4 separate regions of the Mus musculus genome follow, and regions 1, 3 and 4 are each linked to region 2. A link is a loop called in an ENCODE intact Hi-C map of the cell type or tissue named here. Cell type or tissue: heart. All regions are shown on one strand.

The links. Hi-C counts contacts between places; a loop is a spot of excess contacts. Peaks named below come from ENCODE experiments on the same cell type or tissue, not always from the same donor. Only the 100,000 strongest peaks of a DNase experiment are listed, where the experiment ranks them.
Region 1: a loop joins it to region 2, with 6 times the contacts of the local background. A loop is called at or near these places in 9 of 42 quality-filtered maps.
Region 3: a loop joins it to region 2, with 2.3 times the contacts of the local background. A loop is called at or near these places in 2 of 42 quality-filtered maps.
Region 4: it touches region 2 in a loop (4-fold over the local background); 3 of 42 quality-filtered maps call a loop at or near these places.

What each region holds. Positions count from the first base shown.
Region 1 is chr1:132,414,352-132,422,351 of GRCm38, forward strand. It overlaps Dstyk (dual serine/threonine and tyrosine protein kinase), which reads left to right and starts at 3,102. Exons shown (of 13, transcript NM_172516.4): 1 at 3,102-3,519. The coding sequence starts at 3,255. In heart, CTCF peaks have their summits at 3,158 (motif pointing right) and 3,385; a DNase peak (open chromatin) is centred at 3,100; H3K4me3 peaks cover 2,182 bases; H3K27ac peaks cover 1,307 bases.
Region 2 is chr1:132,472,895-132,480,894 of GRCm38, forward strand. It overlaps Rbbp5 (retinoblastoma binding protein 5, histone lysine methyltransferase complex subunit), which reads left to right and starts at 4,473. Exons shown (of 14, transcript NM_172517.2): 1 at 4,473-4,633. The coding sequence starts at 4,615. 6030442K20Rik (RIKEN cDNA 6030442K20 gene) reads right to left here and starts at 4,170. Exons shown (of 2, transcript NR_165177.1): 1 at 3,828-4,170. In heart, a CTCF peak has its summit at 4,134; DNase peaks (open chromatin) are centred at 4,187 and 4,497; H3K4me3 peaks cover 2,561 bases; H3K27ac peaks cover 1,533 bases.
Region 3 is chr1:132,308,184-132,316,183 of GRCm38, forward strand. It overlaps Nuak2 (NUAK family, SNF1-like kinase, 2), which reads left to right and starts at 7,942. Exons shown (of 7, transcript NM_028778.4): 1 at 7,942-8,000. In heart, a CTCF peak has its summit at 4,660 (motif pointing right); DNase peaks (open chromatin) are centred at 3,278, 4,048, 4,778 and 7,878; H3K4me3 peaks cover 926 bases; H3K27ac peaks cover 2,559 bases; H3K27me3 peaks cover 1,911 bases.
Region 4 is chr1:132,385,994-132,393,993 of GRCm38, forward strand. Tmcc2 (transmembrane and coiled-coil domains 2) reads right to left here and starts at 5,393. Exons shown (of 5, transcript NM_178874.3): 1 at 4,984-5,393. The coding sequence starts at 5,190. In heart, a CTCF peak has its summit at 4,466; DNase peaks (open chromatin) are centred at 2,148, 3,068, 4,398, 5,818 and 1 weaker place; H3K4me3 peaks cover 4,484 bases; H3K27ac peaks cover 4,773 bases.

The sequences.
Region 1 (8,000 bases), 59 kb before region 2:
GTGCCACAGTAAGCATGCAGAAGCCATACGACAACTTGTGGGAGTCTGTTTTCTCCTATTATGTAGGTTTCAGGGTAGAACTTAGGTTTTCAGCCTTGCAGACAGGTACCTTTACCTGGTGAGCCACCTCATTGGTCCCTTGAAGCTCTTTTTTTTTTTTTAAATCAACCTTTAAATTTATTGTTTATTTTATATGTATGGGCATTTTGCCTGCATGTATGTCTGTGTACAACATGGAGAGGGTATCAGATCTCCTGGGACTGGACTTACAGTTTGCCTGCATATATATATTATGCATGTGTGTCATGTGTGTGCCAGGTGCACAAGGAGGCCATAAGAGGGTTTTGGATCCTAAACACTAAAATTACATATGTTTGTAAAGCACCATGTGGTTGCTGATTGCTGGGTGCTGGGAACTGAACCTGGTTTCACCTTGGTGCTGTGAACGGAGCAAGCAGTGCTTTTAATCACTGAGCCCATCTCTCCAGCCCCAACACACACACATCACACACATCATACCATCACACCATTGCACACACACATCCCATCACACACACATCACACCGTCACACCATCGCGCACACACACACAGGCTTGTGCACACTCATGCACACTCCTTCCTCTATCTCCCAAAGGTTAGGTTGCAGGCTTGTATGACCATGTGTACTATATGCAGTTACTGGTGATTAAACCCAGCATTTCTGCATGCCAAGCAAGCACTGAGCGACGCCTCGAGCCTAACCTTAAAAATTTAAAATAAACAAGACGTGGCTTCTTGCAGATCAAAAGTGGTGATATGTGCTTCCACATATTCAAACGATGCATACATTTTGTTTTCTGCAGCAAAGCCCCAGACTTCCATCAGTAAAGGACCTGCTCAAAACATGCCATCCATATGGCCAAACACTACCCAGTTCAAATGCAGTAGATGTTTATGTTATGGTGTGACAGTCGGTATGGCTGTAACATAGTGTGTGTATGCTGTTCACTTATGTTTAAAGTACAAGTAGTTTTTTCAATGGCAGCTGCACCCTGAAGGGAACTAGGTGACTAGGAGACAGGAATAGAAAAACTAAGGGAGATTTAGTCTTCCTCATACCATTTGTACCTTCTGACATGTCTTCCTCTTCTTCTTCCTCATTCTCCTCCCCCTCTCCCCTTTCTCCTGCCCCAGAGGTCGTAACTCTGTAGCTAAGTCTGGCCTGGCCTGGAACTTGATATGGAATTCAGGCAGATTTTGAACCTCACCATCCTCCTGTGTCAAACACTAACTTAATTTTTTTTAAGATTTAGTTTTATTCTGTATATAGCTGTTTTGCCTATGTGTCTGTACACCATGTGTGCAGTGCCCACAAAGACCAGAAAAGGGCATCATGTCTCTTGTTTTTGGCTACCATATGGGTGATGGGAATTGAACCTGGGACACCCAGGAAGAATAGTCAGAACTATTTGTTTATTTATTTAATGTATCTGAGGGCACTGTCGCTCTCTTCAGACACACCAGAAGGGGGCATTGGATCCCATTACAGATGGATGTGAGCCACCATCTGGTTGCTGGGAATTGAACTCAGGACCTCTGGAAGAGCAGTCAGTGCTCTTAACTGCTGAGCCATCTCCCCAGCCCCCAGTCAGAGTTCTTAAGCATTGAGCCATCTCTCCAGCCTTCTCCCAATTATTTCTAAAATATAAAGTACTAATAAAGACTAGTTTTGTGATGTCGAAATGAGGTCTAGTTATGTAGCTTAGGGTGGCCATACCCTTGGGATTACCCTTCCTTGGGCTCCTGAGCGATGGGATTACAATTGTGTCTTCCCATGTGTATCTCATGCAGATAGATTCTTCCTCCAACCTAAGGTTTCTCTCCACTGATCCCCTAACTAGAAATCTTTGTGATGACTCATCCTGCATTGCTTTGTTAGAATAGAGACAGGGTCTCACTATGTATGTAGCCTTGTCCATTCTGGAACACACTCTGTTGATCAGGCTGGCTTTGAACTCACAGAGACCTTCACGCCTCTGCTTCCAGAGTACTGAGTCTAAAGGCATACACCACCACACCCAGCCCATGTTCTATTTTTAAATAGTGCTCTTACACTATCAACCTTTTTTTTTTTTTTAATTTCCATTTGTGTTCTCACTTCTGTTTTACCAAGCCTTTTGGAAAGCAAGGGGAATACAACTTTGCAAAGAAGAGAAATGGCCAGAATGTGCAAAGGGAGGCGTAAATGGGAAGGAACACAGGGCTCCTTTTTTGCAGCTAGCCTACCTTAAAGTGCAGGCTCATTTGAATGCGTGATCTTTTAAAAAGTGCAACAAGTTACAGGTTAAAGCCTTCACATTTCACATTGAGCCCAAGTTACTCAAAGTTCAATCAGGTGAAGAGGTGACTGGTGTCAAGTTCTGTCCCGTTTGTGGCTTGTGTGTCATGGAGTCCGTGACAGTCTGCGTCGATGGAAGTCTGGCACACTGACAGAAGCCTTGTTAAGATAATCAGTTTAGAAGGCTACTAACTTCAACTTCCCCTTACCCCTGCCGACTGTACAAGAAATCAACTGTCCTTTCTCTTAGGTCTCACCCACCCTTTCACACCCCTACCCCCTTTCCACATCTAGAGCAGGAAAAAAAAAAAAGAAAGAAAGAAAGAAAGAAAGAAAGAAAAGAAAAGAAAAAGTAGACTGTAACACAAACAGTAGAGTTTTCACTATTCTCCGGGTATTTTCAACCAATTCTCTATTATCTGTTGTAACCATTTGGGGTAACCACAGACATATTTTGTCCTCGGCCTTATTTCCTTCTACTTATTAAAATCTTTCTTTCTCCTAGATTTGAGGTACCCCATTTCTGCCGGGGTTCATACTCTGCGGGTTCTGCCTTTCCTTAGGAATTCGTGTACAGTGCAAGAACACCTTTTAAACGAGAAGAGTGTAAGCACAGGGATCAGTAGGGTCCACCCGCTAGCTTGCTTCCCTGTGGGCGTTGTGGCATTCCACCCAGCCCAGACTACAAGTCCCAGGAGCCCGCGCAGCGACGGTGCCTCTGTGAGCTCGTCCCTGGCTCCGCTGGGGAGCGGAGTAAGGTTCTGGCCGGAGCCAGGCGCTCTGGCTGCTCAGCCGCGGCAGTGACGGAGGCTGGAGGCCGCGCGGAGCGCCGGCAGGGGCGTCGGGAGGCGGATTCCGCCTTCTCTGAGCGCTAGGGGGCGGGAGGAGGGGGCCGGGCCAGCGGCTCAGCCAGCCGCGAAGACAGCTGGCTGAGCGATGGAGGCCGACGGGCAGTCATGGGCCGGCGAGTCCGTGTCGGGCCCGGGTCCCGGAGGCGGCGGAATGATCCGCGAGCTGTGCCGGGGCTTCAGCCGCTACCGCCGCTACCTGGGACGGCTGCGGCAGAACCTGCGAGAGACCCAGAAGTTCTTCCGCGACATCAAGTGCTCCCACAGCCACAGTTGTCCCTCCTCCCCCGCGGGCGGCGGAGCGGCCGAGCTTGGCCCTGCCGGCGACGTCGCCGAAGCCCCGCTGCCGGCGGGTAAGGACAGGCCCGATGGAGAGAGGAAAATCGGAGGGTGGCATCTCCGTCAGCAAAACAACTCCAGGAGGAGGCGGCCAGTAGGAGAGGGCCGCGGGGCGGCGCGAGGCCTGGGCCTCGGGGATCTTAGATGAGGTGGGAGGATACCCTGGGGAGAGGTGGCAAGGGCTCGAGACCGGGAGGCAGAATTCGAAAAGGCTAAGCGGAGAGGTGAGAAAGTTGCTTTGAATTGGGGTGCTTGGTATGGGGACCGAGTCCCCGGTTAGGTGTTAGGTTGGGTGTTTCTGAAGTCTCTGGGCGCCTTCGGACTGCACTGGTATGTGAGTGTGTGAGCGCGCGGGGTTTGGGTGTGTAAAGTGCTTGCAATCCAGTCAAGAGGCAGCCCTGCGAAGATGTCCTCTAAATAGGATTTGGAGTTGCCAAAGAAAAGGATATTTAATGGGTGTTAGAAATTAATTGGTCAGAGATGTTACTTATGGTGAAGGAGTTAAGAAATGTTTTGTTGTTGTTTTTGTTGTTGTTATTGTTGTTGTTGGGAGTGGAGTGGAGTGGGGCGGCCCTGAGCCCTTGAAAAACTTGCCCTTCTTGACTTGATTCCCCCCTCTCCTCCAACCCCTCGGGATGTATCAGAGGCCTCAGATCACTTTAAATACTGCAAGATCTTTGATCCTCCTTGAACTGCAATTGGTGGGGAACTAGAGGGTTTAACTTTTACCACCTTCTCCTTAGGAAGTTGATGAGAGAAGCCACTGACTTTCCATGTGGGTAGGTAGACGGGGCACAACCTAACAGCAGGTATGTCCTTGGTTTGCCTTTAGTGATTCTCGAGCTGCAGTGTAGATTAAAATAACCTCAGGAGTGTATTAAAAATGCCATGTCTCAGGTTGTGTCTTATGGATTCTGGCTGTGTAACCATGGTGGGGGGGTCCTAAGAGTCTAATTTAGCAAGTCAAAGATATTGGAATCTGATACAGGTGTTTTATTATCACTTAAGGTGAACTTGTGAGTTGGACCCTATACTCTTTGTTGCATGTTTAAGAACGTTGTCTGAGACTACAGAAGGGGGTGTTTAAAGACATGCTGGTAAGTCCTGATAGGGCCCTCAATGGTACTGTTCTATTGCCCAGGATAGCAATTTAAAGAGCCCTTGTTTTGGGTCAGCATGATAGCTTAGCTGGTACATGTACCTGCTGCCAATCCTGATGCCCTGAGTTGACCAGGAGAGAACCTACTCTTGAAAGTAGTCTGCTGACCTCCACATATAGGCCACTGTGCATACACACATGTGTGTGCACTCGCACACACACACACACACACACACACAGAGTATAGGTATTTTAAAAAAAAATTTTTTTTTTTTTTTTGAGACAGTGTTTCTCTGTGTAACCTTGGCTGTCCTGGAATTAGTTCTGTAGACCAGGCTGGCCTCGAACTCAGAGATCTGCTTGCCTTTGCCTCCCTGTGCTGGGATTACAGGTGTGCACCACCACCTCCAGGCAAAAGATCTTATTTTACTTCAGGACATAAAAAACACTAGAGTGATAACTACTTTTCTGAAGTTGTGCTTTTGACACTTCTAGACGCTGTCTAGAGCAGTTGGTGAGGCAGCTCATATTTTTCAATGGACCCAGAGTTTGGCAGCAACTTCTTCCGTCAGAAGCTTTGCTTTAAAAGCCCTCTGTTTCTGCCCTTACTTTAAAGTGACTGTTTCAGAGTTACTCTTAAAAACAAAACAAAACAAAACAAAAAACCAAAACCTAGAAAACCAACTCAGAATAGATTTAATTTAGAGAGTTGGAGATTTTCAAAATTTGAAGCATCTTGGTTGGCTTTTGTTTTCTTTAAAGGCAAACCTAAGACATACAAAAACACCTTTGTATTTTGCTTAATTGGCTTTTCTGGTTGACTGCATCGTGATCTAATTTTTGCATATTTAAACTTTCTTCACCCTTTGGAATGTGCCTATCTCTATAAAATCCGAGGAGGACACAGATGAGAGGGTATGGAACAAATTGATTTTGTTCCATACCAGCATTTTACATTTTGAGGGTGAGGCTGCACCAGAGTTTTTAAGTACCTCTTTCTGTGTCTAGCTGAAGGATGCTGTTGTCCTGGTTATTTAAGTAAAGGTGTTAGAAAGTAGAACCAGTCCTTAAAGGACAATTAGCCCTTTGTGCTAGCTGGAGCTTTTTGGTAAGGTCAAAGTCACTTGGAGGTTGTCTCAAATTTCTTTTGTGAGTGTTGGTTTCTGATTAATAGGGACTCAGAACATGACGGAAAGGGGCATTCAGTTCTTAACCTAACAAGCCCTCCTCTGCTTAATGCAGTGTAGTATTTGAGCAACTGAAAATTAGAGACTAACTATAATTTGAAGACACTGAACTAAAGAGGTGGCAACCTTAGAAATCAATTTATTATATTTTTTGTATGCCATTTGTCATAATATATAATGACATTTTTAAAAATTTCACTTTCAACCACAGAGACCTGGGAAGAATGCCAAACCTCTTATTTTGATAGATTTATATTCACTCAAGTCAGTGGCTGAGATGGGAAGATTGTATGTCCCAGGTCAGCCTGGGCGGTGTACTGGTGGTGATGATAGTGATATAGATTAAGTAGAACTCTTAAAATGTTGTTTTTGAAAAGAGTTTTGCTTGTACAAAGAAAACTGAAACATAAAAGAAAATTCTTTGGTTCGGTTCTCCCTCTGTTGTCCAAGTCATTTTATGTAGCTGTGGGGGAGAAACCTCTCAGTCTGTTGTGTTGTTTTGTTTTGTTTTGTTTTGTTTTCTTCTTCTGCTAGAGCATTCAGAAGCAATGAGATAAAGGCTTTGAACCCTTTTAGGAGAGGCAGGGTAGAGTATTACAAAATAGAAGGAAAAGTATTTGTCTTACTTTATGATCCAGTGTAGGTCCTGGCTATTGCAGTTTGTCTTAATCTTCTCCATTTTAAGACGTTGCGGTGACTCATATATGTCTGGTAGGAACTCTGTTGCTTGTGTTGCCTCCCTTTGGTCTTAACTGATCATAACTATGTCGTGTCACAGCTTCCTCATCTGGAGATGGAGGCTGTAATCGTCCTTACCTCTAGGATTGTTGGAGTTAATATTGCGCAGGTTTAGAGCAGCCATGCTAAGGTGCGTAAGTAGCAGCTATCTTTTGCTTTTGATGCGGTCTCACTGTGTTCTTCTGGGATGGTCTTAAGTTCCTCTGTTAAATGATCCCTCTGCCTCTGCATTCCCGGCTAGCCCCATAGTAGCCATTATTAAATAGATGTGTGAGTGCCTGGGATGTGCTGCTCAGTGGGCTACAGATGGGCGCTAAAGAGTCAAGACATTGGCCTTTTCTTAGGTGAGTGGGTGTCAGTCCTTCCCTCTGCCTCTTTCTTCTCCCTCTCCATTTCCTTTAAATAGAGTTTCAAAACGTAGCTCAGGCTGGTCTCTAACCTGTATCCTGCCTCACCAGAGATTGCAGGGGTGAAGACATACCTTTGGCTTACACTTTTCTCTTAAGAAAGACTATAAGTGTCGTCATTACAGACACCTATTTGTGTGTATTGGGTGGTGGACAAAAGAAGTTGGAGGCCTGAACTTGATCCTCTGCAGAGGTACAGTCTCATATAGATCCTCTGCAGAGGTACAGTCTCATATAGATCCTCTGCAGAGGTACAGTCTCATATAGATCCTCTGCAGAGGTACAGTCTCATATAGATCCTCTGCAGAGGTACAGTCTCATATAGATCCTCTGCAGAGGTACAGTCTCATATAGATCCTCTGCAGAGGTACAGTCTCATATAGATCCTCTGCAGAGGTACAGTCTCATATAGATCCTCTGCAGAGGTACAGTCTCATATAGATCCTCTGCAGAGGTACAGTCTCATATAGATCCTCTGCAGAGGTACAGTCTCATATAGATCCTCTGCAGAGGTACAGTCTCATATAGAATTCATGCACAGGCAGCAGGTAAAGCTGAGAGGAAAGCAGAAGGTAGAGTGGCTAGTGTTTACGTCTATTTATCTTCAAGACAGGGTCTCACTATGTAGCTTTGGCTGTCCTGGAAAATTCTCTGTACACCAGGCTAGCCTGGAACTCACAGAGATCCACCTGCTTCCGCCTCCCAAGTGCTGGGACTAAAGGTGTGTGCCACCACATCCGCTTGATTATAGGCCTTTTAAAAATGAACTTTAATCCTCAAATTGTTATAGCTGGTTGCTTCTTGTTATCCAAATAAATAAATAAATGTGTTTCCTCAGTATTCTGTGGCCTCTTTTGGTTACTGTTTTATATAGATGGGTTGTTGGAATTTTAGAAGCAAGGCACTAATACTGAAATCAGTGTCCTGGCAATCTGTATCAAAGGTTAGTCTGCAGTGGTGCTGTGCCTGTGACCCCAGCACTCCAGGAGGCTGAGGCAGGGGGATCTTGAGTTCAAGATCAGCCTGAGCTGTATATAGAGTTCCAGGTTATCCTGGGCTTCGTA
Region 2 (8,000 bases):
CTCCTCTTCCCCTTCTTCGTCTCCCTCTTCCCTTCTTCTTCTTTGTTTTTTGTTTGTTTGTTTGTTTGTTTGTTTGTTGTTTTTTTTCGAGACAGGGTTTCTATGTGTAGCCCTGGTTGACCTGGAACTCACTTTGTAGACCAGGCTGGCATTGAACTCAGAAATCCGCCTGAGTGCTGGGATTAAAGGTGTTCGACACCACTCCCGGCTTGCTACTGCTTTCAAATGGCAGATTTCTTTACCTTTTTTTTTTTTAACGTCATACTGGGAGAGATAAGGGTTTCTTACTACAGTTTATACATCTCTAAACTGTAGTATAGCATTACTTATTAGGAATCATGAAACATGTTTTCAACAATTAACTGGAGTTGCAAAGCATGGCTAGGACTGGAGACAGCAACGGTTGAGAGACGGTATTGTGCTCGGCTACTTCATGCATAACTGTGATCACAACAAACTCCTGGGGGGTTCTGACAAAGAAATTGGCTTTTATCTACAGATAAAATAAGACAGGACAGAGCAGGGTGGTGGTGGCGAATGCCTTTCATCCCAGCACTCAGGAGGCAGAGTCAGGCGAATCTCTGAGTTCAAGACCAGCCTGGTCTACAGAGTGAGTTCCAGGACATGCAAGATTATAGAGAGACACTGTCTTGAAACAAACAAATAACAAAAGTTAGAACAAATTATAGATTTCTAAGATTCTGCAGAATGATTAATAATGAAAAGGTCAGGCCGGACGGTGGTGGCGCAGGCCTTTAATCCCAGCACTCGCGAGGCAGAGGCAGGCAGATTTCTGAGTTCGAGACCAGCCTGGTCTACAGAGTGAGTTCTGGGACAGCCAGGGCTACACAGAGAAACCCGGTCTCGAAAAAAAAAAACAAAAAACAAAAAAACAAAAAAAAAAACAAGGAAAGAAAAGAAAAGGTCAAGCTCCCTGCTTTTCAAAACATTCAATTGTTTCAGTTATCTGGCAACTACAGAAAACACTTTGAGGAATAATCATGTATGTGTGTTTGTGTGTGTATTTTTGTACATGTGTGTGTATTTGTGTGTTTTTGTATATATGTTTATGTGTGTATATGTTTGTGTGTGTTTGTATGTGTATGTATGTGTGTATTTGTAAGTGTGTTTTTGTATGTATGTGTGTTTGTGTGTGTGTGTGTGTGTTTGTATGTGTGTGTCTGTGTATGTATGTATGTGTGTATGTTTGTATGTCTGTATTTGTGTATATGTTTGTGTATGTTTGCGTTTGTGTCTGTGTGTTTGTGTGTGTATGTATGTTTGTATGTGTTCGTGTATTTATGTATGTGTGTGTTTGTGCATGCATGTATGTATATGTGTGTATGTTTGTGTGTATGTATGTATGTGTGTGTATGTTTGTGTGTCTGTATGTATGTATGTGTGTTTGTATGTGTTCATGCATGCATGTATGTGTTTGTGTATGTATGTATGTATATATGTATGTATGTATATGTGTGTGAATGTTTGTATGTATATGTTTGTGTGTGTATGCTTCCATTGTTTTCCAGGGAATGGCATCCAGACCTACCTATGTGCTTTTCTTCCCTTCTCAATTTTCTTGTCTCCAGGGAATTCAGAGCTGTGTTGTAACTGTCCTTTTTTTCTCTCTTTAACTACATTAAATCTGTAATTCTGCTGACAATGAACACTGACTGCACTTGTCCCCTTTTTCCGGGAGAGGCTTTGATCCTTGTTTTGTATTTTTGATGCCACCCCCAGCTCTCTGCTGTGGTTGTCAACCTTGTCTCTATGCTGGAAGCACACAGCTTTCAAACACACTTATGTTCTCTATGCCAGCTGCCAGGAGCTCTTGGCTGAGTGTGAACAGAAGGGTTCCAGGTAGAGTGTTTCCACCCCATACCCCATGGTGCTTCAGGCTCAACCCCACAGCCTCACACAGGCTCTACCATACATTCCAGCCTAGAATGTATGATTTTTATCAGTAAGGGGGATAAATACTAGCTGGCCTCCTGCATGAAGGACAGAAAATATCTTACTGAGAGGGAAGTTCAGCCTGGCTAAAAACCAAGTTCTTTTTTCATGACTGACAGGTACAAATTGCTCCAGGCCAAGAAGAAAAAAATCATTTAAAATTTCTCCCCTTTAAACAAAGCTTCAGATACCCTGTTTGACAATTAGTAATATTAATAAACTCTAATTAGCCCTCACAAAGCAAAGCCCACCAATTATAGTTTTTAATCAAAGTAGAACACAACGAATTACAAGGAATACAATGTCTACCATACCAAAAAAAGAAAATAAAAAAGAAACCCAAAAATAAAAAAACAAACCAAACCAAATCAAACCAACAACAACAACAACAACAACAACAAGCCAACCCCTACGGCTCCATTCTGAGGGATAATCATGCATGTCGTGCTCTATCACTAATTTGGAGATTTTTTTTCAGAGATTTTTTTTATTTAGGTATTTTCTTCATTTACATTTCAAATGCTATCCCAAAAGTCTCCCAGACCCCCCCCCCAGAGATTTTTAAAGTGCAAAAATATGCATATATAAACTTGACAAAATACAGTACATCTTTAACCGGGACCTCTTTGAAGTCCACGTTTTATCATCTCTAGTCAACGTGTCTGGGCAGAACATCTACCTTATACAGGCTGTTTCCTTCTCTGTATCCTCTGCACCAGCAAATGGAGCCCCCAAAGCAGAAACATGTCACACACACACACACACACACACATCTTTTGCATTTATGCCGCTTCCAATTCTGTCTCCTAATCTCAAGCTCCTTGATTGTTTTTCTCTCCTGTAGATTGGATTCAGACCATCCTTCACGGCCAACAGTAAACTCCTGGAGAGTTTTTACCCCTCACCGGAACTCCTACTCAACAGTGTCTTTAAGAGGTTGATCTTTAGGGCTAGGCTTATAGGTAGGCTCTGTAGGTAAGGCTTAGGTTCAATCACCAGTACCAGAAGAGCTGAAAGCAAACAAACCAAACCCAAACCCAAACCCAAACCCAAACCCAAACCAAAGCAAACCAGCACAGCAGCAGCAGCTGCAACAACAAAAATCCCAACCCGTCTAATGTTATTTCCTTCTTCTCTCTCACTCCAGGACTCACTAGGGAGCCCAGGCTCCTTCCTGAGTGCTGAGATTACATATATGAGCTATAAGACTGGGTAGGAATTTTTATTTTTTAAACATTAACTTGATCATATTATTCCTTCCTTGAAAATTTTACAAAATGCATGTTCCATTAGAAAAAAACATGGCCAGGGACACCAACAGTCTGCCTACAGAAAATAAACCCATATACACGTGAAAAGTTCATCATTATTACTTCATAAGTGAAACAATGTATTTTTTTTTCTGTTTCACTAAGCCAGTGGGTACAGCCAAAGAGACCTGATAATAAATCACTGTGAGAAGTGCAGAAATATTTCTACAAATTATTTCTGGTTCTATAGTATTTGGATAGCATTTCGGAAATATTGGACACGAAAGGGAGTGAAAATTGTCCAATATCTCTGAGCCTCAATTACTGTTTTTGGGTTAAATGGCTACATGAAAGACATATTTAGGAGATAGTAACTGGTAAATAATGGCTTATACTTGCTGTCACCTGATTTTTTTATGCACTTTATATGCTTAACTCATTTAATCCTCGTAATTCTCTAAGTAGTATTATTATCACTGTCATTTTACGCACAAGGAAAGGGTTAAATACCCATAACGGTGAAGTCAGTTAGGAGGACCTCTAGATTACTGTCATTATAGCTACACAGGGGTGACTTGCCCACCACATTGGATAAACACTTCCCACCCCACGCCCATTATTTACCATTAGCTGGTCTTCTCTGATTGCTCTGTGTACATCAAGTCTGACAGAACTGTGGGACACTCAGTCCATCTCTCTTGACAATGTTCCTGTGCCCTAATCGATGTTGTGTACACAGTAATACCGCAGGAAAGGGCCTAACAAATACTATCGTGCCGTTTTATGTGATGCATAGCATAGTTTTAGAGACGTGAAATAATCTTCACGAAACTAAGTCAGACACATAGTAATTATAGTACTCATAGTAAGGTGAGCCAAGCCAGCACGCGCTCTGACCACGCCAAAGAGCTCCAACACTCTTGCACTAGGGGCCGACCTTTCCCGCTTTCCTGCGGTAGAAAGAATCGCCCGGAACCTTTCTTGCGGAGTCTCAGGCAGCCGCCGGGACAACCCAAGGAACACACGGCATTGTGAGTATTAGTGGGTTAGTGATATGCCTGAAATTTCTTGCTCACTTACGTGGTCCCGGAGAGAAAAGCTTTACATTCTTGTACTTTTTGGAGTTCCGACTGACTATGACATTTTTTTCTCCCTCGATAATATTATAGTTGTTTGATTACAAGAGCGTTTAATATTTTTTTTAATTAGGGAGAAATGTGGACAGCTACGTAAAACGAACAAGGAAGGCGGGGGAGGAAAGCGGAAGCCGCGGGGCCTTCTAAGTCCGAAAGTCTCCGGAGCTTGCGCCAGGCTCTTCGCGGCGCCCCCCACTTAGACGCGGGGCTTCTGAGCGGGTGGGGGAGAAGGAACTGTTGCCGGTGCGGAGACCAGGCGGCCAGCGTCTGCAGGGATGAACCTCGAGTTGCTGGGTGAGGAGGGCTTGCCTGCGACTTAGCAAACCCTTCGGTATTGGGAAGGAGGGAACCTGGGCGGGAGGGACCGCAGGCTGCAACCTTAGGGACACTCTTCGGAGATGGTTCATTGAGTGCTCGTGAGGTGGAGTTGCAGCAGCAGGAGTAAGACCAGCTTCTGTCCGAAGAGAATGCATTACTTTTCTGAAACCGCTTTCAGATCAGTTGTGGAGTCATTGAGGCACTTTTTGTCCGAGCTGTGATTTCGAAGATCGCAGGTGCTGAAGTAACAAATCAGACAGGACCAGAGTTTTGGAGATGCAGTCAGAGGAAGAGTGACCTAGGGTGGGTCAATTTTGAAGACCTGTCAGGGGATCCGGTGCCTAGATGGGATTACTCTTGCTGGAAAGGTGTTACTTAACCAGATTTTATTTTAAAAATAAAAAATAAAAAAAAGGTTAAGGGAATAGGTAAGGGTGTTGTAATTCGGCACTAAGTGGCGTAGTTGGCATTTGGAATCCAGTCATCTTGACTGCCCGTTTAAGGTCCTTAACCGTAGGGAGGTGTAGATCCCCGGAAATGTGAACTACACAAGCAGTTGTTTTATTCTCGAGACAGGGTTTCTCTGTATAGCCCTGGCTTCCCTGGAACTCATTTTGTAGACAAGGCTGGCCTCGAACTCAGAAATCCACCTGCCTCTGCCTCCCAAGTGCTGGGATTAAAGGCGTGCGCCACCACCGCCCAGCCAGTCAGTACTCTTAGCCGCTGAGCCATCTCTCCAGCCCACTTACAAAGATAATTTTTAAAGTGTTCTTTGTCTTTATAGCGGCTTTATTGGAGCATGGGTGCATGCTTGTGGATATAATACTGACGAAGTATGAAAGTATGTGAAAGGTGTATCTAAAATAAAAGACACCAATGAGAAAATTTTTAATTTGTTATTTTATGTGTGTGGGTGCTTTGTCTGTATGTATGACTGTGCACCAGTGATGTATGTGCCTGGTGCCCACAGGAGCCAGGAGAGTCAGATTCCCTGAAACTGGAGTTACAAATGGTTTTGAGCTACAATATGGGTGCTGGGAATCATACCTGGGACCTTTGGAAGAGCAGCCAGTGCTCTTAACCACTGAACCATCTCTGCTGCCCCTCAGTGAGATAATTTTTCTGCTATGCCAAAATGTGGATATTGTAATAAAGAGGATAACCAAGAGTTTAAGTTGATGATGTTTATTTTGTGGAGACTCATGGATGCCAGGTTGGACAGTTTACTTTTTAAGGAAGATAGGGCAGATACACCAACAGCTCAGATGGAGCACTGATTTATAAAGTTTTTCGGAGAGTTATAATGCATAGATGAATGTTGAGACAATATAAAACCAGTCTGGAAGGCCACAATGTATGAGTGATACACGGAATGTGTGAATTGGGACATAGAAAGAAAAAACATTGGGGAGGCAGTATTTGAGTGTAGTGGTGATAAGAAAATGAACTACAAAATAATGGTGCTTGACTAATAAGATGCAAGGAATTGTGAAAGGTAGCTTGGATCTGTTGGATGTAGACTGAGAGCTTGGGAGACAAGTCTTGACTTATGATCACCATTTGTTTCTGCTTATTGAAACCCTGGGACTGGGTGTGAATAGGTGGAAGGGAAAAGATGAAAGGGGCCAAATATTGTCAGGGACAAGATCTTTAGTTATTTACCTGGAGGGAAAAGGATGATCAAGTAATTATAAGTTAACTAATATATGCAGTGCTTCTATGAGCTAGTCACATTTTCAGGTACCTTCCATATATTTCCCTAAGTATAGCAGCTAGGGGAGGATACAGGTTAGCAGTTCCTTCCATAGACACCAGTTGAGTGTCAAGACAGCACTTGAGTCTGAAAACTGAGAAAAGCCTGCTCCCTTTAATTTCTGGGCAGTTTGCACTCCTTAGCGGCCTAAGGTGAAGGTGATTTTAGGAGGGTGTAGGAGAAGTAGAGACCAAGAGAGATGTTCCATGTTTATAAGAGGAAAAGAGGAAAGCTGTTATAATAGTCCTTTGAAAGAGTTAACAGTGTGTGTCACAAGGAAAGTTCTTTTGAATGATTCAGAAAGGTCATAGGGGAAACAGGAATTTTTAGTATTGGCTGATTCAGCAATTAAAAAGAGGTCTGAGGCTCCAAAGAGAAATCTCTTATAGAAATGACTGAGTATTATGTGAGAAAGTTAGTGATTGTAACTAACTTTATAATAATACAAGCAGGAAAAAGGAACAGAGGTGATATGGTGGGAATAGTTAAACAGTGAAGGACAGCTGGCCAGATAAAGGAAACAAAAGGCTAGGCTAGGCTGTGGGATGTGCTACTCAGGTGGCCTCATCAGGATACTAATTTTACTTCTGTGACCATCTGACCACTTTTTGAGATGTTGCTGGGTACCAGGTGGATGCACTGGAGATAAAATTACGAAGACAGTGCCTCTTGCATCCCTGGTCCTGTGCACTTAGTCAAATGCTGCATCACCAGCCCGGGATAGTTTTCAAACTTGTCTTTCCCTATAACTCATAGTAAAAACAATTTTTTATTTTTAAAATTTAAATGATCACTTACTTAGTGTGTATGGATTTGTGTGTGGGGGTATATGTATATGCTCACGTGCAGGTCAGAGGACAACTTTGGGCAGTCACTTCTCTCTCACTATGTGGGTTCTGGAGCTCTAACTCATGTTCTTAGACTTGGCAGCAAGCATCCTTAGCCACTGAGCTATCTCACTGGCCCAAGAAATAAACTATCATAATCCCTATGTATGTACACGTGTAGTTAGACTATTTCTGGCATGGGTGTGTCTGTGATGTATACCTATGTTAGTGTGCATGTGTGTGGGTGTTTGTGCACTCAAGAGGCCAGAGAAGGGAGTGGTGGATTGTCAGTCTTTGCTCTTTTCCTTTGAGGCAGAGTCTTTTCTATCACCCTGGAGCTCATATTTTTCAGTTGGATTGATAGCCAGCAAACCCCTTTCTATCTCTGCCCCCTTTAGTGCTGGGATTACTGCCTGTGCAGGGTGGTGCTGGGCTTCTGTGCATGCCGGAATCTGAACTCCAGGTCCATGCTTAGCAGCAAGTGCTTTTAACCACTGAGCCATTTCTCCAGTCCTAGAAGTTTTTGAAATGATGTTTAATCCTTTTGTTTACTATCTTCTGATGTTTTCTGCTCTAATATATTTTCTTTTTAAATCTTGTTTTTCATGGACTATGATGATTTATTCATTTTTCAGTAGATTGAATTGTAACATCTGAAAAGTATAAGATACTGCTTTTTGTCCTGGATAAAAAACACAAACAGGAAAAGAGAAACAAATAATTATGTATAATACAGAGTTACAATATCTCACTAGAGTATAGG
Region 3 (8,000 bases), 160 kb before region 2:
GCCCCCTTATGGACATCTGTCATGCCCATAGCTTTGATTTCACACTCATGTAACTCATGTACACTTGCTCTCAATTGTCCGCTGTGGCCAGACTTAAAATTACCTCCCATCCCCACCCCATCCCCCCGGTTTTTTGTTTGTTTGTTTGTTTTTGTTTGAGACATGGTCTTACTGTGTAGCCCCCACCTCCACTAGCCTGGAACTTGCTATGTAGACCAGGCTAGCTTTGAACCCATAGAGATCTACTTGCTTCTGCTTTCTAAGCATTGGGATTAAAGGCATAGGCCGGCCACCACGCCTAGCTCAGAATCCTTTCAATTCAACCATTTGGCCATGTCTCCACACCCAGAATCTTTATCATTTGAAGGATGGACGGCTACAGCGTTCTGTGCTTCTTGCCAAGTCAGGGTCATCTGTTGCCCTGCCCTGCCCTGTCCCCTCTGTATCATCACTTCTCCCCCTAATGATTCCATACCACAGTTTGCCACTGGGGCTAGAGGAACTTTTAGAAACACACTTGGGCTGAGATCCTTCTGTGTTACCAGTGAGGAATCAGGCCTAAAGGTATTCTGTACTCTGACTCCTGAGAAAGCTGCCGAGCTCCACCATGGAGGGACTACCCGACCTTCCTCATTTGCCCTCTCTGCCTAGTACCTGGCTGATACCCTGCACAGTGCCAGCACAGGCTGCAGCAGAGTACGGATAAGTGAACAGCAGATTGTCCTTTCAGATGGCTTTCCCTGGGGATGAGCCAAGAAGGACCCAGTGCCTAAGCCCCACCCTAACCCCAATTTGACAAGACCTCTTCTCTTGCATAGACAGCTTGTGTGTGTGTGTGTGTGTGTGTGTGTGTGTGTGTGTGTGTGTGTGTATTCACGCGCGCGCACACTACCTCCATCCTTCCAAGAGGAAATAACTCACAGATGACTCAGAGGGTCTTCGGGAGGATGGATAGAGACAGAGAAGTGTCTGGACATTTGGTGCATGCAGGGTCTGAAGGCTGTGGAGAGTTAAAATTTGCCTTCTTGTTTGCCTATGCCATAAGGAACAGCCAGGTTGGACTCCAGGCTGGCCGCCAGTGGCCTTGGAGTTTGTGGGGGCTCCCTGGGTTCGTGAAGCTTTTCTTCTGGTTAACCTTGGATTAGGTGGCCACCGTTTTGGGGTGGTCCACCCTGCTCGCTCACCTGGACAAGATAAAGACTTGGAATCATTGTGCCTACTGCTCAACAGGAAATAAGCATTTGGTCCTTTTCTCCATCTCAAAAGTAAACAAATGTAAGAAAACAATGACATATAACTCTCGTTCCCAGAATCCCCTGCTCCACAGCCCCGACTTGAAGAAGGGGGATGACTGGGGCCTTCCTTTCTAGGTTGTTCCTGTTGGACCTGGGACAGGAGCTTCTAGAGCCTTAGTGAAGCAGGCTCCACCCTAGGCAGACCCTCTCCCTCACACAGTGACTGGCTTCCTTTGCACCCCCATCACCACACGAAATATTTAGTACCCTCTCTGCCCAGACTTTCACTGCATTCCCCCCACCCTTCTGGAGATCTTGGCTATAAATCTGACTGAAGGCTCAGTAACTCAACCTTCCCTTCAGCCTCCCAGCCCTCATAAAAGCCCCAGCCTCAGCTCCCCATAAAGGCTATCCTTCCAGCCTGCCCCTTCCCACTCAGCACTCCAGACTCCCTCTCTCCTCAGCCCCTCCCCATCTGCCTGTCCCGTCCACCCTGAACACCCCTCTGTGCGTGGCAAATGTAAGCCACTCCTTTTCTAGTCCTCTAGCCACAGTTTTCTGAGGTCTCTTCAGGTTGTGATGCTGTCACTAACCCATGTGTCCCAGGACATCCCAGAGAGCCTGTCAGGTGGGAACTATAGGTATAGCACAGAGCAATTAAAGTCAGAAATTCAGAAGCTCAGAGAAAGCACTGACTGTGAGAGGAAACTGTACCCTGCCCTCTTTCTTTCTTTCTTTCTTTCTTTCTTTCTTTCTTTCTTTCTTTCTTTCTTTCTCTCTCTCCCTTCCTTCCTTTTTTCTCTCTCTCTTTCTTTCTTTCTTTCTTTCTTTCTTTCTTTCTTTCTTTCTTTCTTTCTTCCTTCCTTCCTTCCTTTCTTTCTTTCTTTCTTTCTTTCTTTCTTTCTTTCTTTCTTTCTTCCTTCCTTCCTTCCTTCCTTCCTTCCTTTCTTTCTCTCTCTCTCCCTTCCTTTTTTCTTTCTTTCTTTCTTTCTTTCTTTCTTTCTTTCTTTCTTTCTTCCTTCCTTCCTTCCTTCCTTTCTTTCTTTCTTTCTTTCTTTCTTTCTTTCTTTCTTTCTTTCTCTCTAAAGATTTATTTATTTATTATATGTAAGTACACTGCAACTGTCTTCAGACACTCCAGAAGAGGTCATCAGGTCCTACTACAGATGGTTGTGAGCCACTATGTGGTTGCTGGGACTTGAACTCAGGACCTTTAGAAGAGCAGTCGGGTGTCTCACCAGCCCCCCTGCCTGCTTTCTTGCTTCAGTTCTTCCCTACAGAAGACAGACACAGAACCAGGTCAGAAACTAAGCAGAACTTCAAATCCCCTTGCTTATGGACTTGCTCCCACAGCGTAGGCTCTCATAGGACTTCTAGGTCAGCAGTTTATGATCTCTGGTGATGATGGCTCCTTAATCCAGCTTGCAATAGCCACCCCCGAATACCAGACTGTACCGGTGTTATTCAGGGCCACGACGGAGGAATGCTGGCTCCCACCTTCCTTTACCCAGGGCCAGGAGCTGCTGACCCGGCTAAAGAATGTGCTTTGCTTGGGGTTAACATTCCAGGATCAGCTTGGAAGCCCAAGGACTTGTGTTGGCAGCAGGAGCCAACTGGGCACAAGGCAGAGAGGGGGGACTAGACATCGCCCCTCAAATCCAGGCACATATCCCTTCTATATATTTCCTAGTCACTCCTGGGAATGGAGGCAGAACTGACAGGAAGAACATATTCTCTCATTTATATGAAGTGAAGCTACTGGGCCCTGAGCTGCAGTGTCCCTTGCGATAAGCCCCACCTGCTGGGGAGCCTAGAACTCTCTATAAAGCCACTTCCAAGTTCAGGGTTTCACTAGGGCAATTAGGCTTAAGGAGGCTCAGTCACATCACCCAGCCCTGTCTCTGACTCCCACTCAGCCTTGTTGTGCTTCCTGCCTCATTTGCATCAACTACCAATGCACCCAACACCTAACCCAAGGCTCAGTGAAGAGGCATTAAGGTTCTGTGCACTGGAGTGTTGACAGCTAGAGAGACAGGAGTTATTTTTACTGACACAGTCTCAGGCGTCAACGGTCCCGGGTGACTTACTGCGGTGGAACCACTCAGGGAGCCCATGGAAAGCACTCGGGATCTGGGGGGCCCACTAGAGGAATCCTGTAGCGTTTAACACCTGCCTAAAGCGCAGACACCCTGGTTTTGTAATACCACAGAAGGAGAGTTACAGAACCTCAGAGGTCAGAAAGAGGATGTCGGTCAAAGGGCAGACAAGGAGGAAGATCTCTGTGTTCTACCACTAACAGGAAGGCGAGGAGCCCCTTGCAAAGCACTGACTGGAACCACTAGAATTTAGGATAAAATAGAAAATAAAAATAAAAATAGATACCCACCATTGAGCTTAAAATTTAGTATGTGGGATAGTTAAGAGCATCTTCATTTCCTCTCTCCACAGCCTTCTCTTGTGTCCCCCAGCTTCTCCTGTGTCCCCCCAGCTTCTCCCGTGTTTCCCAGCTCTTCCTGTGTTCCTCAGCTCCCCCTGTGTTTCCCAGCTCCCCCTGTGTCCCTCAGCACCTCCTGTGTCCTCCAGCTCCTCTTGTGTCCCTCAGTTCCTCCTGTGTCCCCCAGCTTCTTCTGTGTTCCCCAGCTTCTCCTGTGCCCCCCAGCATAGCTCTCAAGCCCCAGACAGTTTCAACAGTCACTCACTAACTCTGAGCTTATCTTCACTCTGGCCTGGGTCAGATCAAACAGCTCAAGTGTCTGTTAAGACCTTGTTGTACAGCCTCCCCGAAACATAATTGGATCTCTGCCAGAACTGGCCAAAAGACGGAAGGCTAGCCAAAACCCAAGATAGGAGGACACCATCCATCTGGTAACTTCATATCTCATTTGGTCCCAAAGCAAACTCATGAAGGAGACATGTGACATGCTTCATACATGAGTACAGAGCATCAGGAGCCTGAGCAAACCAGAATCCTTACCTAGCCATAAGCCCACCATTTCTGGTGCAGTCTATGTGACCCTGTAGGGACAGGAACTTCATCTCTCTGTGGCTTAGCTTACTCATTGGCACAGTGGGCATAATCATATGGTAGTGTTCCTAGTGAGGAGTGAGTTCATCCGGACAGGCCAGCTAAGGCCAGCACAGGCTGTCACATTCCTTGTAGGACTTGCTAGAATTTTAGCTTGTACCTTTGTAGCTCCAGCTTGCTTGTATTTCCAGAATGCATTTGGGCCCCACAGGTGTTGTATGATCTGACCCATGACATGGAGATTATCATGATTATTTACCTCCAGCTATGCGACTTTCTAGCTGGTGACACTATGCCTAGGATGCTTAGAACTTAGGTCAGCGCAACAAACAGTAGATAGACATTGTAGTCAGTTTCAGCCATGACACAAGCCCTGTTATACTCAATTAGGCCAGAAGAGAGCAGCTTTGAGCCCTCAATTTCCTAGACTACAGGGTTTTAAGCCAGCTCCTTGGAGTCATACCTCCTTGGTTTGGAGAACCAGTTCTAACTGGCTGGTTCCTGTTCACACAATTCCATCAGCCCCTAAGAGGGCAAAGGTCCACATATCCAGGCCTTACTGTCCACCACAGAGTGGGGCTAAGAGCTGACCGAGGGCCATAACTCATCTGAGTTCTGGGAAAAGGCAATTTAATGACCCAGGTCTCTGGCTGGAGGTGGGTGGTGAGCTGGGTCCTGCATCTGCTCTTCTCCCAGAGGAAAAAATGAGATCTGCCCCAATAGTCCTGGGGAGTAGATACTCTTGTGTCCTAGAGACCCCTTATGGTTCTCGGATACACAGAAAACAAATGCATTAGCTCTCTCTGTTCTTTCTCCCTGCCTCTCCATGTCATGCCTAAGACTAATCTATGTCTCACCCACCACTTCAAAACCCAAGTGGCTTCCTCTGAGCACCCCCTGACCCCTGAACTCCTGAACCAGATAAGATCCAACTTTTCTGCCATATACCTGTACTTCACACCACTTTGAGAGGTCTCCCACTTTCTGTCCTAGATTATAGAGGAAGCTTATTTTGTTTTTATCTTCTTTATTTATCTTATTTCTCTTGTTAGGCAGAAAAATTCTCGAGAGTGGGGAACTAATTAGTAGTCATCCCCCTTAGATGTGCCTGATACCTGCCTTACCCATTCCCATCCCATTTCCCCCACTGCACATAATACTTGTCACAGCACATTCAGACTATGGAGTTCAGGAGTTCAGGAATGGATACTTATTCCCGGTGACTGCACAGAAGGCTCATTTTCCACAAGAGTCTTTAAATCCTTGGTTCCCAACCTGTGGGTCATGACCTCTTTAGAATTGCAGGGCCTTTTCTCAGAAGTCACATATCAGAGAGCCCCCGTATCAGATATTTACATTACAATTCATAACAGTAGCAAAATTGCAGTTATGAAGTAGCAACAAAGATAATTTTATGGTTGGGAGGTCACGACAATACAAGGAATTGCATTAAAGGGTCAAGGGATTAGGAAGGTTGAGAATCATTGGGCTAAGTAGTTGGTGACTGGGTGCAAGGGTTAGAAGAAGTGCTTCCTCCTAAGACTAGAGCGTGAGGCAGACAAACTGAATGAGGGTGACTCAGCTCAGCTTAAACGTCCTAACAAATCCTCCAAAGAGCTAAGCCCAATCTTTAAGTCACTGAGCCACATCCCAGGTCCTCCCTACACAGAATGAAAGTTAGTTCTGGCACTTGGTTGTTCTAATCAGTAGTTCTGTAAACAATTGTTGTTAATTTATTTCATATGTACAGCCTTATGCCAGTATGCATTTCTGTGCAGAAGATACATGCTTGATGTCGTTGGAGATCAGAAGAGGGGGCCAGAACCCCTGGTACTGGAGTTATGGCTCTTTGTGGGTCATCTTGTGGGTGCCGGGGATGAAATCCTGGTCCTTTGGAAGATCAGTCAGTGCCCTTACCTGCTGAGCCATCTCTCAGTTCTCTCCATGGTTCTGATGGCTCACTCCTCTGCCTGCAGGTCTGTTTGTTTGCCTCCTGTGTCCATCCATCCATCTGGTCTGTATGAATCCACTGTGCACCTTTATCTGTTCAGCAGTGCCCTGGGTATTGGGGGTGTTTAGGAATAGTGATAAATGTCTAGATTGAGTCTTAAAGGAAACCTTGGGCTCCTCTGAAAAAAAGTCTTCATCTTATGAGGAAATGTTGATACAGCTAGCTAACAGACATGGGTCTTCTAGTAAGCTTTAAAAGCCCTATCTTTAGAAAGCAACCCCAAACTATCCTCCTCTCATCTTGGCTAGGGGCTCCCTCCTCTTTTCATGTCAGTCAGGTCTAGAACCCAGGTCTCCCATCCCTGAGCCTGCTCCTCTGACACATGCTTTTCATTGTCCTACTCTGCCTGGACAGACCCCAGGAACTGACAGACAGGGCGCACAGAGAGCAGACTGGTTGAGCCTTTTCTATTTTCACAGACTACTCAGAGTGGAGAGGCAAGCTGGCAGAAGATAGGGCACTAAACTAGCTATACAGTTTCCATGGACCGTCCGAACTTAGAGAAGGCTGATTCCCGGTGGATGGTCTCTGGCTACAGAGAGCTCCAAGACAAGGAGATACCAGTTATTCCCTCTGAAAAGATTCAAAGGGCAAACAGAAGTAGGAAAATGGGCAGAGAGTAGTTTTTTTTTTAATTTGATAATTGAGGACGTAGTCCTCTTTGATCCTCTGCCAAGTCCTAAAGATACAGCTAGAGATGAGGTCCTGCAGATGAGGGAGGGATGCCTGCCCGGAATAGCTAGAATTAGGGAAGTCCTCTTGTCCTGTACTCTTTCCCTATAGGCCAGTATCTGAATTCCAGGCTTTCTTGCCAGCTGTGTGGCAGAAGTAAACTCACTTTCTACATCGGAAAGGGGGGTCTGGACATAGCCTTCCAGGCCCCTTAAATGCAGCCAAATCTTATGCCCAACCTCCTGCTCTTTTGAAAAAAAAAAAAAATCCACTGGGAGGAAACCCTGGGACCAAGACACTCCTTACAGATTTAGGAGCTCGTGGATGTAAGTCCTTGGAATGTGATGTGCTTTTTTCACAATTTATGGAGATCCACAAGGCCACCACATCTTGAGGGAATCCACGCAACCCTACAAAGTAAGGATTTCCCAGGCCTGTTGGATTCCAGAATCCAATTAAGGTTGGTGGAATCCAAGCAGAGTGAACATGGAGTCAGGACAGCTCTCTACCAGTGCTTAGCTGGCGTCAGTCTCCAACCCATTCCATCTCCCTATTCACTTTCTCCTTTATGGACCTCAAGAAGTTATCAAAAGGCTTTTCAGATTTTGAGCTTGGAAGAAACAATTTACTGCATGTGGAGAAATACTTCGGGACTTTCTAGTGCCCTTAGATTGTCCCTTGCCAACCGAGAACACAGCACAATAGCACAAGGTTGGCGTCATTCAGAGACTAAAGCAATTCAGAGAGCCTTCAATCCTAAAGACTGGCACTTCGGTATTAATTCGGCTCTGCCTCCATTCTCGCATTCCTGGGCCTCGGGTCCAAGTGGGCGGGGCCCCATTCACACCTTTCCGCGCCTAGCCAAGGGGAGGAACGGGGCAGGAGAGGGTGAACCAATGCGAGAGGTTTTGGTCACGAGCCGCCGGCAAGTCGGCCAATGGGACGCAGGGGCGTGGTCAGGACATTCCCCCTCGAAACGTTTTATAGCAATTCGGAACGCGGGGCTTTCTAGCGTGCTCGGGTGCGGCTGTGACCTCTGAGCCCGCGGCTCAGCGCG
Region 4 (8,000 bases), 87 kb before region 2:
GGGGAAACCTTTGCTAGTTTGGTTTGAGAAGTCAAATCCACAACCTGCCTGTTCTCTTCTAGCTTTGCTTTAACATCTTAACACAAATGACAGACTCCTGTGTTTAGCAGTCAAGCAGAGACCCTTCTTTATAGACGCTTGTTTAGCCAGGGCCTGGGTCCAAAGAACCACCATCCTATTAGATGGGGATTTCCAAGGGAGATGCCAAGTCTCCTGGAAAAGGTCAACACAGGCGATCGGGGTTGTAAGCAAGACCATCCACCACACCTGAGCACCTTCAAACCTCTCCCTATCCACAGCTGCATTTAACCTTGCCTCCACATTCACAACCCATTGGCCGTTTCAACTCCATGTAGAGGGAGACATTCTTAATGTGATTGGCAGCCAAGCCACAGTTGGATACACACAGAAAAAGAAGCCCGTTCTGTAAACACTGAATTGCAACTAGGGCAGCTGGGAGTGAATCTAGAACCCAATCTGTGGCAGAACAGAGAGCTTCATTTGCCACAGCTTCCCTGCAAGCCCACACACAGGGCTGCTCTGAATACTGCTGCAGGCTGGGGGTGGGGGGCAGTCCCCAGCCTCAGGATCCAGTGTCCTCATAAAGTAGAGATGGGTCAAAACTAGCAACTTGAGCATCCTCGGAGCTGGCCCCCCCGGCACTGACAGGGAAAGGGAACAGGGTAAACACTATACTGAGGTCTAGGTTCTTGTCATCTTATGTATCCTAGCTAGGCGTTCTCCTTGTTTGTTAATTAATGCTCTGCCCTTTCTTTACTATTCTGATCTCAAGCCATCGCCTCTTCAAGCATCTCCCTGATTAACCCATGGATCGTATTCCACTGCATGTGCCCCAAGCACACTGAAGCCTGGGTGCCCTAGGAGTTTTCTTGCAAGTGTTTCATTCTGGAGGCCCTGGAGGCTCACCTGAAAATGAAGAAGGCATTGCCTTGCTGAAGAACTAAGTTTCCATTTCCTGGGTTTGTTCTCCCTCAATCCTGCTTCCCCTGGTGAAATCTACCTGAGGGGCCCATGCCCCATAGATTGCAGGGATACTGTCCCCCAGGATAGCCATACTCCACAGTCAACAAATTATTCAAAGTCCCAGGCTATGCACAGGCCTTCATACCCCCGCCCTCCTCTCGAGTCTAGTAGTAGCTAGTCTTCTCATTTATTTAAAGACTGATACAGCAAATTTTAACCAACTCCTGGCCCTTAAAAAAACAAAACAAGCCGGGCGGTGGTGGTGCACACCTTTAATCCCTGCACTTGGGAGGCAGAGGCAGAGGCAGGCGGATTTCTGAGTTTGAGGCCAGTCTGGTCTACAAAGTGAATTCCAGGACAGCCAGGTCTATACAGAGAAACCCTGTCTCAAAAAACAAAAACAAACAAAAAAAAAAAAAAAAAAAAAAACAAAACAATAGAACAGAAACGCAGAGGGTCGGGAATGTCAATGTTAATTTGTGAATAGATGAGCTATCTATTTCTGCTTTTATTAAACTGCACATGTGTCTCTCTATGGACACCATTATATGAATGTCCTATTTCAATGTTTATAATAACATCTTTTGGTCTTAAAGTGCCCAGTTATCTGTTAGTCAACAGACTAACACAAACCTACCCTCTTGCCAATAGACTGAATGGGGAAGTAACAGGAGCTATTCGCAGGATGCTGAAACACCCTCAAACACCGGACCAGGAAAACCACCTAGGGTTCAGCTCTAATTTCCCTTGGTGTCTGTTGTCTTCCCTGATCCTCACTCAGTAGGAAGAGAGAACAGAATAAGCTATGAACAGAGGAACAGGATCTGAGCCTTGAGTCAAGAGCGCTTCCAACAACACAGGAACAACATGAAGGTGGAACTCTCCTATCTTCTTTAAGGAGTGATGATGATGCTGTTCAGAAATCCCAGAGGACAGAGCACCTCTGGGAACTTTCCCTGGCCAGCATCCTCTGGCTTTTCCTCTCAGAAAAGGCTCTGTTCCTGCACGGAGCGGTGGGATTGGAGTGGTGGAGGGTGGGCAATGCCTTCAGGAAGAGCTGCACACTACGCTCAGCCATTCTCCCAGGCCTCAGCCACAGGCTGTATTCTAAACAGGATCTCTGTGTGCGGAGTTCCCCTAAGCTCCTCCCCACCCCTTCTCACTACAGCCAGTCTCCTCACTAGAGAATTCTGTTACACTTTAGGTCAGCCAGCCAGTCTCTCCTCAACAAGCAAGGACTCTGGATAGCAGCAAAGGATGGAATCATGAGACCAAGTGAATGGAGATGTGAGCTTGAGTGGTTAAAGGAATCCATTTTAACTATCAGGCTCCCCTTACATACTGTCTGCTGAGATCTTTCCCCCTGGAGGATTCATGCTTATCTGAAGCTCTGGCAAAGCCTCAGAAGTGTTTACAGAAGCCTCCTGTGGGGCCGGGCCCATTCGCAGGTTGCTTTTCTGTTATAGTTACCATTTTAAAATGTTACTATGTAACTATTTTCCAGACCCCCACCCCCACCCCCTAACCACATAATCACAGATTCCAAGCTACCACAGAAGAAATTTACGGTGATAGAGGGCTTGTCTAGTATGCTCAAGACGCTGGTTATGATCTCAGGACATCCACCCCTACCCCAACCTCCACACAAAATAAGCCAAGAAATGCACATCGTGCAGTATGATCATCCTTGAAGGACCAGAGATAGCCGAAGCCCCTGACACTGCTGAGCATCACTAGCCGGGCATCATTCAGATCTCTAGCAAAGACCAGATTCTCCTCTTTCTCTCCTGCTATGGAGGTGCTTTAGACAGAGCTTTCCATGCCTTCGCTCCTTGCTCAACAATCAAGATGACTGTCTCCATTGACACACAATCAGTCCCCATGCCTGGAGCTGTCACAAGAAAATAGAAGTGGGACTAAGGGACTGAAAGTTCCTATCTCCAAGTTCAAAATGAAAGCAAAAGCAAGCCAGAGCTCCTGAACAGCATCAACTAAACACAGGCACGGGAAAGGCATTCCAGATTAAAAAGCAAACGCATTTCCTCTTGGTATCATTGTCAAATTCAGAACAAGTCAGCCCCCACCCAGTTCCAGAGACAATGATGAAATTTTTCCACTAAACTGTCAGCCATGGGAAACTTGTCCAGCACTGGAAAACAAGTTTAGCCACACTCCAATATCCCTTGTTCCTTTCTTCAGAAAAGTTAAGTGACATGTCACATTTTGGTAGCCCTGAGTCACATCTGGTAGAGAGGTCTCTGTCCTGCAGTAAACATGTTGTGATGAGACAGACAGAGATAAACAGGCAAGTGCTCTGTGAGTCTCCCCGTGCTTGCATAAGCTTGGATCCACACTGCCTGGGCTATATAGAAGTGTGTGTGTGTGTGTGTGTGTGTGTGTGTGTGTGTGTGTAAGGGTCCTCAATTCTCAATTCCTCCTCAGGACGGCTCAGCGGTTAACATATTGTAGTCAAGTGCAGTGCTATCGCTCTATCTGCCCCTGTTCAAAATGAATGTCATCAAAAAAGATGACACAGGAGGGTACAGACAAGGAGCCTTGGGCAGCTTTATAGACACAGAAACTACAGCCCCCTTAGCACAGCCAGCAGAGGGAGGTCGAAAGGTCACCCCCTGTTCCTCTCGGCAGCATTAAAGGGACTTACCATCTCAGTTAAAACAAAAAACATGTCACTTGGGGGAGGGAGTGACACTTCTTGGAGCCTGAGGGAATCACAAGCTTTGTGAAGAAAGCCTAGGTGTTCAACTAGTCCATCATTACACATAAGGTGGGTGGAAAGAGGTCAGGTTTGCAAAACTTCCACAAAAATTTAAAAGTCCCACAAGGAGTGAGTGGGCTCTCTTCCCCAAGGGACAACACACACACACACACACACACACACACACATAAAGCACACATGCACTCACCTGGCTTCCTGACTTTGAGCTGCTCAGACCAAAGAAGGAATGTCATTAGCTTATTCTAGTGAGCTCCTCCGGGGCCCACAGCCATTTGGACAAGGCTTTAACCTAACGGGAGGCCTTTCTGCTCCCCTATCCCAGACCCTGCACCCTTTCCGGAGAAAATTTCCAAGGCATCAATCCCCAAGGCATTTAAGTTCCTTCCGGGAGCTGACATCTCTCTCAGCCCAGTTGTGAGCTGGCCTAAGGAGCCTGAGCTGGCAGTCCCGATGGTAACTCCAGCAAAGGCGCATTATTTATCCTGGCTGCTGCTGTAATTGATACAGAGATGTATTCAATACAGCTCGCCAATAGTCTGGAAGACCTCGGGCTGGAAAATAAACAGCTCCATGTGAACGGTCCTTTCCAATTCTGGTTCTAGCTGCCGGCTCAGCATGTGTGCAACTTGAACCGAGGCCCCAATCAGCCCAGGCTCTGCCCTGCCACCTGTCAGTTCTCCACCCTGGGGGTTGGTTCAGGAGGCAGAGAGGGATCTCCAAGCACTAGCTTAACCTCTGGCTCCACCTAACGGCAAGACATCTACACCCCCCTTTCATAGATGGACAAACTGAGCTTCGTTCAGGAAGATGCTCAAAAAAAAAAAAAAAAAAAAAAATCCGCACTCGGAGGAGGCTAATTGGCATAGGAAGGTAACGGTCACCTATTTAGCTTCCCAAGCTACAATCTTCTTCTCTAGCCTTCCTACAGAAGGGAGAGTACTGTGAACTTTCTAAGTTAGCATCTTAGATCTCGCCAGCCCTTTGTCTGCAAAATAGGGTTTCACACACGTTCTTCAAACAATCTCAGATGAGTGAGTCATTAGAACGTTTGCTGAATAATGAAGAACACAGAGGACTGAGATGGAGCTGATAGACAGGAACAAATGGTGCCTAGCTTCCCCCTCCGAACCTAGCCGAACATCATTCATCCTCTCTGACCTTTGCGAGCTTCCCCATCACTTTTATTCGGTTAAGACACTTCTGCGAGGGGTGGGGGAAGCTACGTGGCGGGCTGGGCTTGCCTGGAGACGGTCTGCGCTCACCTTTAAATCAGGAGGCTTGCTTCGGGGACCCGGGTTGGGTGCCACCGCAGCGCCAGCATCTGAAGTTGGCCCGCCAGCGGAGTTAGCACTCGAGGCCTCCCCATGCCGGAGGTCCGCGCCTGGCAGAAGGCAAGCAGCGTCTTCCATCCCAGCCCCATCCTCCTCGCCCTGCTGTTGCTGCAGCTCGTCCGATTTGCACCTCTTCATGGTGTAAGTGGGTCGGCAAGGGGAATCTGTCCTTCTAGCGTGCTATCTTGGGGAGAGACCGCACCCCCCTCTTGCACTCAAAAGACCTGGGGTTTAAATTATGGACGAGGGGAGTAGGCAGATCACGAGTTCTTGAATTTAAGAAATTATCTTTTTAAAGGAGGATGAGGGAGGGGCGAAGAGGGGGAGCCTTAGGATAGTTCATTCCGACCTGGGGAGCGGAGGCAGGTCGCGGGCGAAGCCGGGCTGCAGCGGTCCTTAGGCAGTCACTGGCGCGGGAGGGGGGCCGCTCCCGACCCCCAAACTTTCTGCCTCAGGGCCCCGCAGGGCGGCGGGGAGCTGGACCACACCGCGCATCCCCGCCCGCAGGCCGGACTGCTGGGCCAGGCAGGGCACGCGGGAGCCGGCCGGGCGGGTCCCATAGGGCCGCCCTGGGCACCCGGCCCCGCCGCCGCCCGCCGCCCGCCGCCGCCCCGCATGGGCCTGCCTCCTCCCGCCCCGCGCCCCGCTCCTCGTCAGCAGCCGCGCAAGGCTGCGGCCACAGCCCGCCGCGAGCGCGGCCTACCCCGCCCGGGCCTCCGCCCGCCAGCGCCAGGGCGAGGCGAGCGCAGATGGCGCCGCCCGCCAATGGGAAGGCCGGAGGGCTGCGCAACGGCGCGCGGACACCGCTGTAGGCTTGGTTGCACCGCGCGTCCCCCGGGAGGGTCTGGAGGGCTGAGGCTGTGTTGGAGCTCAGCTCTGTGCCGGCTTTGGAGCCACCTCTCCCAGGCTAGGCCTTCACGATCACCCCGCCCATTCGCTTTGTTGGGGGACACATTAAGTGTTTATCATCACTCCCCTAACTCTGCACCTTATATTATATGCATCCCTTCAGTTAGAGACAAGCTAGTCCCTTCTAGAATAGGTGGTTTGGGTCGCAAACCCATGCCTACCTTCATAGCTACAAAAGCAAAGGAGAGGGACTGTTCTGCTACATCCCCTCTTTCTCTGTTTTAAATACACATCTCATAAGAACGCAGGCTTTATGTTTAGAAACTCAGTGCCCAAATACATGCTCACCAGAAGCAGCTTTTTAAAAGGAATGGGTATTAATGGTAGGTATTAATGATATGTACTGAAGACTGGAAAAAGAATGTTACATTTGCCCCATACTATTGCTAAGCAGTTTGGAAGATGAGAGCAGATGGAGCTACCAAAAAATGGAGAGTAGTAGTATTCTACTCTATTAATTCCTATTCGTTCTGCAAACTGTATGCCTTCTTTGGCATGGATGGGTTGCCCTTATTCAGCATCCAGTAGTTCTTAAGGCATAGACTGGACCCTGCATCATCACCATCGTAGTCATCATCATCATCACCACCACCAGGGAACCAGACAGAAATACGAATTCCTGGATACAACTAAATCAGAAGTCATGGACCCAAAGATCCATGTTTCACAAGCCCGTCGGGTAATTCTCACACAAGGTAACATCTGAGAAACACAGGCCTGGGCTACTGTAAAAGGCTGCGCCTCCCCCTGTGAGTCACAGAGCTTTCTCTGAAGGATTTTACAGTTTGCCAGTCTCTTTCACACTCACCAAACCCTTCTTGCCTCACTTCGGTCCCACTAGTCTGTGAGTTTCCTAACTCTGTTAAGCCTTTCCCCCATTCCAGTCCCTTATTTTGATGTGTATCCTAAAAGAGACCAAGTTGTTAAGAATTTACTCTATTCAGGGAGCCACTTTCTAAACTAAGCTGCTCTGTTTTTAGAAGATGGGAATTTAGAATGGGCTGGGAATGCAAAAACACTCTACCTCCCCACCCCATATCCACTACACGGTATCAGGCACAGTTTGGGAATGCAAAGCTATAAGCCTTTTGGATTTTCAATGTTGAGGAATGGCAGAGTGCCAGAGCCAGAGCAGATCGTGGGCAGGGACTAGACAAGCTGGGGGGGGGGCGTGGAGAGCAGATTCCCTCGGTACATGGTACAAAGGAGAGAAACACACTGCTCTCTGCCTGGGCTGAGAGAGGAACGTGTAGAGGCCCCTAAAGCATGAGCAAGTCTTGGGTGGCAATGGGTTTGGAACACACAGTGGGCCCTTCTTGACTCCAAGCTAAAGAAGAGCAGAAGGGGTTCTTCGAGAATCCTTCAAGAATGGGGCTGGAGATATGGCTCAGCAGTTAAGAGCACTGGGCTCTCCTCCAGAGGTCCTGGGTTCGAAATAGCAGTGCCCAAATAGCAGCTAACAACTTCCGTCCCAGGGAACCTAACATTTTCTCTGACCACTTCTTCCAGGCTGCCTGAGCATTAAACATCAGGCACACACGTGGTGCATAGTCATACATGTGGGCAAAGCACTTGTACATATGAAAATACAGTAAATAAATTCATAACAGAAAATTAAATAACCCCTAGGAAGCAGAAAACATCATAATTTTTACTTATGCTTCATTTCTATAACAAATCGATGATCATCCAAGTTTGATTTTGAGGCAGTGCTTCACTATGAATAGCTCAGGGTAGCCTCTAAATTGTAATCTCCCTGAATCAGCCTCTGAGGGTTGAAATTAGAAGCATCTGGCTTAGGTTTGATTTTTAAAATAGTATTATGTATTTATTATGTCTGTGTTAGCCAGGGTTCTCAAGAGTCATAGAACTTGTGGAATGTTCTTAAGGGAATGTAGTGGAATGACTTACAGTCTACAATCCAACTAACCCAACAATGGTCAGCGGTGAATAGGAAGTCCAAGAATCTGGTAGTTGCTCAGTCCCAGGAGGATGGTTGCTTCAGCTTGTCTTCTGTATAAGCTGGAATCCTGAAGAAG